Regions from separate parts of the Mus musculus genome. Here region 2 is linked to region 1. The links are chromatin loops, found by intact Hi-C in ENCODE. Cell type or tissue: left cerebral cortex. All regions are shown on one strand.

Evidence for each region. Hi-C counts contacts between places; a loop is a spot of excess contacts. Peaks named below come from ENCODE experiments on the same cell type or tissue, not always from the same donor. Only the 100,000 strongest peaks of a DNase experiment are listed, where the experiment ranks them.
Region 2: a loop joins it to region 1, with 4 times the contacts of the local background. A loop is called at or near these places in 1 of 42 quality-filtered maps.

The regions. Positions count from the first base shown.
Region 1 is chr9:111,895,135-111,899,134 of GRCm38, forward strand. No RefSeq gene overlaps it. Among named protein-coding and RNA genes, the nearest start is that of 4930545L08Rik, 22 kb to the right of the region's middle. In left cerebral cortex, a CTCF peak has its summit at 1,668 (motif pointing right); a DNase peak (open chromatin) is centred at 2,684.
Region 2 is chr9:111,836,013-111,840,012 of GRCm38, forward strand. No RefSeq gene overlaps it. Among named protein-coding and RNA genes, the nearest start is that of 4930545L08Rik, 81 kb to the right of the region's middle. In left cerebral cortex, no CTCF peak of the experiment used is centred here; a DNase peak (open chromatin) is centred at 2,283; H3K27ac peaks cover 370 bases.

The DNA of each region.
Region 1 (4,000 bases):
GGATAAAAGAGGTTATCCAAAGTTGATGCATTCACAGGTAACACACACAGGGAGTGAGAAAGGGAGTGAGAGAGGGAGGGAGGGAGGGAGAGAGAGAGAGAGAGAGAGAGAGAGAAGAAACCAGAGCAAAAGTCACACTTTCCAATGATGGCTGGAAATTGTGGAAGTTGTATCTGAATAAAAACCATCTCTTTGCCTTCTTGATAGACAGTGTCTGTATCTCTGATACTTTATCCAAAAGACTGACAGCCATGTGCTTTCTCTTGCCCAAGCTCTGTCCTAAGCCATTCTGAGTACAGGATGGGGAAAACAACAGCAGAAACTCTAAGGAAGATTGCTTCTCAGATGCAGGACTGGCTTTGGTTGGGGGGGGGGGGTCATGCTTCTAGAAAGAATAATGGAGAAAACTGAAGAAAGAAGGCAGCTTGTAGAATTGCCTGGGAACCCACTGTGACCAGTCATCTACCTATTTGTTGTCTGAGCATTGCCAGTTGCTACAGACTCTAGACAACTGCAGAAAACTGGGATGTGAGGAGACTCGACCATCACATTTTGGCATTCTTGTTCTACAGGAAAGAAAGTCTGTAGAAATCCATGTCTTTACACATTTGAACCAGCCTTTTCTTTTTTTCCTACCTTGGTTTGTTTGTTTGTTTGTTTGTTTTAAGAAATATGTTTTGGCTTTTAGAAATAAGGTCTTCTATAGTCAAGACTGGCCTTAAACTCCTGATCCTCCTGCCTCCATCCGCACAGGTGCTGGGATTCCAGACATGTGTCAGCACACCAAGCCTATGCACTGGAACCTGGATCCATCTTTTATAGTTGACCTTCCAGGAGATTTCAAGAAGAAGTCAAAGTTAACCTCAGTGTAAGGGAAGGTCACACACACCTTCTGCATTTCAAATCCCGGGCTTATCTAAATGAAATTTCCTGTGGTTTCCTATAGCTTCTGCTGCTGTAAGTGAAGGATGTGCAGAATTTATCAGACCAGCCACAAAGTGGGGATGAGGCAACACCTAAGAGAGCCTGGGAGGCCTTTGTGATACTAGAGGCTTGGGAAAGGGAAACAAGAAACCCCAGCACCACACCTGCCTCTCTCTAGAAAGCCATTTTATATCTTCAGTGACTTCTCAATATGTTATCAGTGGAGGTGGAAAGTTTCTCCCTTTCCTGAAATGTGCCTGAGATGAATACGTTCAAAAGAATAATACTTTAGAAATGCTGTGTAGCTAATTTTTTAAAATGAGGCAAAGGATACTGAAACAGCCTTTTATCTGCCTGGGGTAAAAGATATCTTTGGGTATAAGAAGAACTTTCTCAGTTTTTGATGTAATTGGAGATTTATGCAAACAGAAATCCAGTTGCTAATCCTTTTGAGGACCAGATCAAATGTGGAAATGAGCCTTATCGGATGATGGCGAATTAGTATTTGATTTTCTCCAATTTAGGACCTTTAGAAAAAGCAGCTGAAGAACACACATAGAAAGCCCATTGACTAAGGAAACCCTGACAAACTCCTAGAACACCTGCTTTGAGCTAAGAAATAACTATTTTAAGCACTTGACAAAGATATTATAATAATTGTTTGTAAATGTAAAAATTTCTCCAAAAGTGGTGTGTGTGTGTGTGTGTGTGTGTGTGTGTTTACTTAAGGAAGCCAGAAGAGGGCAGCAGATCCCCTGATGCTGGGATTACAGGAGATTGAAATCCCTCTTCTCTCCCTACACTTGGGCATTAGGCACTTAACTCTGGTCTTCTTCAATTTCTCTTAACTGCTAAATAATTTTTATGTTTTGAACTTGAATTGGGAGTATCACAGTCTTGATGATTTAATACAGATAGAAAAAATATATAAGCACACATATGTCAACACACAGTTTGGTATCCAGAAAGGGGCAGGTAAGTAGAGGATGCAGGTCTTTGCTTAGGAAAATTTATTTCGTTCTGACAAATAGTTAAAAATATAAGAGATGGGAGATGGCTTAGTTAGCAAAGTGCTCACCACATAACCAAGAGGACCTGAGTTTGCTTCCCAACACTGAAGTAAAAAGTCAAATGCAGTTGTATTCTCCAGGGCTTGGGGGTAGGAGGGAAATGGAAGTCCCTGAGGCTCACTGCCCAGCCAGTCTAGCCTAAGTGGAAAGCCTCAAGTCCCAGTAAGAGAGCCTGCTTCAAAAAATAAATTAAGATGGATAGCTCTTAAGAAATGAAATAGGAGATTGATTTCTCTCCTTCACAAAATCTTGTGTATGCATGCACACAGGTGTGCAGATACACATTTGTAAACACCATATTTTAATTCAACTTTCATATTACACATGGGGGTGGATAAAGGGATGGAGGGAGAGAGGGTTGGAGAGAGAGACAGAGAGAGAGAGCATATATATGCTATATAGCTCTCTTCTCTCTCTCTCTCTCTCTCTCTCTCTCTCTCTCTCTCTCTCACTCTCCACACACACACACACACACACACACACACATACATATTTTCCACCACTTGACACGACCATACACACACGCACACACTCATATACACATTCTCTTTGCTGTCTGAAGATCTTTAAGACTCCATCTCTTGTCTGTTTAGTGGACTCCGTTGCTCTATTGTTATGGCAGCAATTTGCATGGTAGCATAGAAAAGCAAGAAAACCCACCCACTTCACAAAAGCATCTGGTGTGTTGCTTATGTTTTTATCCTCCTCCATGTCTTGCTATGGAAATCCAGATCGAGATTTTAAGGGAGCAGGAAGAAGGTGAGAAAACACTTCTCCTGAAAGAGACACTATTTTAACTGAAATAAATAAAGCAGCGAATATTCCAGAATATTATGGAAGCAGTGACAGAAGAACTTGCCACTATCAAGACTGAGAATCACAGGGTAGATTTGGATGAATGATGTTAATATATTCCTGTCTGGTGGGGTGTCTATAAATAGCACCCGCCAGGCACAGGGTGAGTCCTTCATGATTAGTCTCTCCTGACTTGCTTCATCATTTGGTACCCTCAGACTCTTGACAGTCACTCCTGCTGATTAGGAGGGATGAGCCGGCCCCTTCAGGCTGAAACAGGGCTCTCAGCAAGAAGAGGCAGGCTCTACCCAGGTCTCCCAGAGACCCCTGGAACAGATAAGTACTTCTTCTGTGGGGCCACAGAGACCTCCGAGTTCCCAGAGTACAATGGAGTCACAGTTGACACTTGAAACCTGAAATGGCAACTTTGGGGAAGGAAGAAAGGCAGCCATCCTATTGTGATTCTATTCTGACTATTTTTGTGTGCACATCAGACTTCCACTCTGCCTTTCAGATACCTCTGATGTACTTGACACTGTGTAGGTCAAAGCGGCCCAGGGCACGGCTGTGGAAGGTGAGTAGCTACAGGGAATACCTTCCTATTAGATACGTGATGGGTGGGGTGGGAGAGAAAGCCTGGCATCTGGAGTCTAAATCCATCACGCAGAATCTAAATTGGTAGACAGATTTTACATGGGCAAACAATTACTAATGTAGTCTACTTAGTTCTGAACTCTGGTAGAGACAACAGTCTGAAGAAATGAAGGCACAGGAAATACAGGGGGTAGGCTGTGTGTCTGTCACAGAATAGGCAGCCTTTCCTCCACACTTGAAAATTATTAGGTAGCAACTTGATGCTTTACCTGGAGGATTGGTAAGATATTTTTATACTAGAAATGCTTGAGTATAAGTGTCGTGACGAAAAAAGCCCCTGTTGTTCATAATACTCCCCACTTAATTTTACTTGATATTGTGAATAAAGGGCAGAGGGGCCAATTAAACAAAGAAGAAAATGCAGGAGCTGTAGCTTTAAGGCTCCACATTTCTTAGGAAGACAGAAAAAAAGGTTTCTGGTCTCAGATATTTGCTTTCCTATCGTGGAACTTTCTAGAAAGTCACATTTGGACTGTGTGGGCCTGGTTTCTGCATATGGAATTTAATTATTAATAAAATTCACACGTCTAATGAGCACCTGCTGTCTTCTTTGGGTC
Region 2 (4,000 bases), 59 kb before region 1:
GTTTCTTCCCTCATTAATCAAGACAGTCAAGACATTCCCCCAGACATGCCCACTGGTCAACCTGATCTAGAAAGCTCCTCACTGAGACTGTCTTCCCAGGGTTGTGTCAAGTAGACAACCAAACTAAGCACCACACAGGTTATTCTAGGATTCTGATTTGATAAACTATATCCTGCAAGTGGGATCTCTGGCAGATAGGATTCAGAACCTACCGGTCATATCAGTAAGACCCAGTGTAAATTTTCCTGGGACTGGTTAGAGCAGACATATACGTAGTCCATTCTTATACACATGTACACATATGATCACATCTCATACAAATGACACACAGCTGCATTCCAGGTCATTTTGTGGTGTTACGGGGTATCCGTACTCTTTCCACAAAGAAAGATTATACATTTTATGTCCGTTAATGATGTTCACTTACATCAGATTACTCAGCAGATTTTCATAAGGCTTTTGCTCCTCAACAAAAGTCTAGGAGAATTTTCTTGCATGTGTACCTAAAGTTGCAAGGGTATAAAAATTAACAAGAATTAATCTTTGAAAGTCATTTTGATTCCTCAAAACACAAATACTTGAATAAATTGAAATCAATGTGGGGAGAAAGATGAGATTAATATTTCTTGTGATAACTTGATACAGCCTTCAGAACTCGACATGAGGATTTTAAAGGAAGAATTACCTTATCCTGTAGATATTTTGGAACAAGATATAGAAAACGTTAACCGCAGATATTCCAGTCTTCCCTGTGATCACTAAATGGATACAACTAACACTGAAGGAGATAGGTTGGTTGCTTTTACAACTTCTGGAGAATCCTGAGACAGCAGACGTGGGGAACCTTGCCCTGGGTCACTAGCAAAGACAGAATGAAAGTGAGGCTGCCTGAAAATCTAGGACATGAGGCTTCCTTAGTCTGCTTAGGCTCCTAATAGTGTCATTAACTGGAGACAATGAAAGTGCTCACCCTTAGAAACTAATTTTTGAAACAGACATGTAAACAATGAGTCACTCTCATAGCTAGAAGGAATGGGGATATTTACATGCGATGATACAGAAGGTGTCTGCCATGCTGGAGAATTTCCTATTCCTCCCCACAAAGAGTCAAAGCCAAAATCCCCACTGTCAAGATTAAAGCAAAGGGCAGGGCCTGTGGGAGGCTCTGAGACCATGAGAGTAGAACTTGTAAGAATGAAATTAGAGTCCGTTATAGAAGAGACCACACACAGCTTGCTTATCTCTTTCCCCACATTTGTGATTGGATGTTCATCTGTAACAAACAGCCTTTGTCAGGAGCCAAATCTGCTGGTACCCTGATTTTGCACTGTCTAGCTTCCAGAATTACAAGGAACACATTTCTGTTCCTTCCTCATGAGTCATGCAATCTACCGAAGTCTAACATCTCACACAGGCTGATGGTGGCCACACGGGGCATCTTAAAGGACAAGGCCAAAGTGAGCATGCTTCGTGTAGTAAACATTTCCCTATAAGTTATATGAATACAAACATATACACACGTGGACACACTACGTGCACCGTTACACACGGACCTGCTCATGGCATTGGGGGATTGGGAAGGTTAGATTCTGAATGTGGAGTGAAAAATATCAGCTTCAGCACCTTTCAGAGTGTTTGGATTCTTTTTCCCCAAGGTTGGCCATAAAGCAGCTTTTGCTGCTTAAAATAGAAATTCTGCTCTGGCTGCATCCAGAAAGCTACGCTTTTATGTCAATAAGCAAATCCTAGATCAACAATACTGTTTTCACCTTCTGTGAATCCACACAAGAAGTATTTAAGCACACCATCATGGCTGTGAATGAGCTCTGCTGGCCATGGGCACTTGTCATCCTGGAGCTTGCCCAGTAGCTCAAAGCCAGATGAGATCTGCACCTGTGCACACCTATGACCTATTTCTGGGGATGCAGCAGCTCACAGCTGGAGACAGAGAAAGGAGGGAGAGGCAAGGTTTGGACCTCAGGCACTGTGTGCTTCCTATCCATGCACAGAATAGAGAAGGAAGCTAACTTGCCTGTGGTGACCTTGGTGTGTGTCCTTTTGGAAAGTGGGAATGAGATTTGAGAGCAGCTGTTTGTCTTGGCATTTTATGGGCACAGACTCTGAGATCGTTATAAACACAGTGCTGGTCTTAACGTGGAGTACTCTGCCCCTCTGTAAACGGTGACACTGCAGCTTTGCAAATGCTTGCTGTGCAGTCATTTTCAGTGTCTAAATTACACTCAGTAGAGCTTTTTTGGCTCTGCTGTGGAGTAAGAGTGGGACGGCAGCAGGCTTCTGGACAGATTGCTAAATTAAAGCCTGGTTGAATCAGGATCAGTGTTGACTGTGTGCAGATGAGCAGACAGAACCTACCTGCTGTGGGCTTACTGAATACATTTTCACTGAAGGGAACTTAAATTTAGAAAAGGGAGCTAACAATGTGTAGGATACCCGTATGCCAGCCTCAGCCAAATATTTCCAATATAATTTTCGCAAATTACTTACTTTGAAGTAAAATATTGGAGACATTTTCCAAGCCAGTGAACAAAAGCAGAATCAAATGGAGTTAGGACTATCAAATACACTTGTGCAGTTCCCACAGTCCTGAACAGCTTCCAGCCAAGGGAGCAAATAGCATGTGAAATTTAACAGATTCTCTGCCTCTCAGCTGTGCACACAGCACCATAAAAGCATCAACATAGAAGCAGCCAAGAGGCTCAAAGTCGTGGCCCTGGGAGAACTACTTGGAATCACTCTATTTTTACTAATGTGTTTGCCAATTGTAATAAAGTACAAATTGAGCATAAAGGCAGGGCTACTGGGAAACCAAGAACTTGAGTGCACTTCCTATTTTGTGGAATCTAGGTTGCTCTTGTCATTTATTTTGGCCAGTGAAACAGGTAATACAATATCAGGGGCTTAGAGAGATGAGCCCCCAAAGCCTTGGAACATATGGTCTTTACTTTGGAGAGCCCAGGTGTTGTGTGCAGCTCTGGTTGATCTCTTTGAGGATCAAAACAAAAAACACCAAAAAAGCCCAAAGAAACAAAAAACCCAACCCAACCCAACCCAACCCAACCCAACCAACTAACCAACCAACCAACCAACCAACCAAAAAAAAAAAAAAAAAAAAAAAAAAAAAAAAAAAAAAAAAAAACCATGTGCAGAAAGATGCCCATAGCGGGTGAGTTGAGATCACACCTGATCAGGCTGAAATACCAGATTGTTACAGTCACTAGAGCTGACTGGTGCAGCAGAAGCAGGGGGATTGCCTAGATTAGTGCAGCTCAAATAGCTATATTTCCATATTGGGGTAAACTAATGATCATTGATTTAAAATACAAGATGGAGAGGTAGGTAGTTGCCTACTAGCAATAAAAGCAATAAGCCAACAAATCTTGGATAGGATTAACCAATTGTATTGTAAGAATTATTATCCTCCTCCTTCCTAACTCTGAGGACTTCAGCAAGTAGTAATTCACTCTTTCTGGAGAGTTTTCATAACACCGCCAACTACTATGCATGATGTTTTGGGGAACCAATGAAAATATCCTCCAAAATAGCATCAGAGAATACCAGTGGTTTTAGACAGAAAATTGATTTGGAGTTTAACTATATTTATACATGGAATCTTTATACTGAGTACAGTTGGGAACTGGGGGAAATAGCTCACTGATTAAAATGTTTGTCCCCAAAGCTCCAGAACCAGAGATCCCCAGAATCTATGTAAATCCAGGTGGGGGTGCTGGTTATTCATTTGTAGTCACAGCCACAGAGACTGAGATAGAGGATTCCCAGAGTGAGCTGTCTAGTGAGATTAGCCTTGTAGATGAGCTCTGGGTTTGATTGAGAGAGCCTGTTTTGATGAATAAAGTGGGAAAAACAAGTGGTTGATAATGACTTGTGGATGGACCTGGAGTCTCTATACATACATCACGATCTGCCTTCCACGGGTGCTGGGTGCATACCCACATGTAACTGGGCACACGTGCCCTTGTCC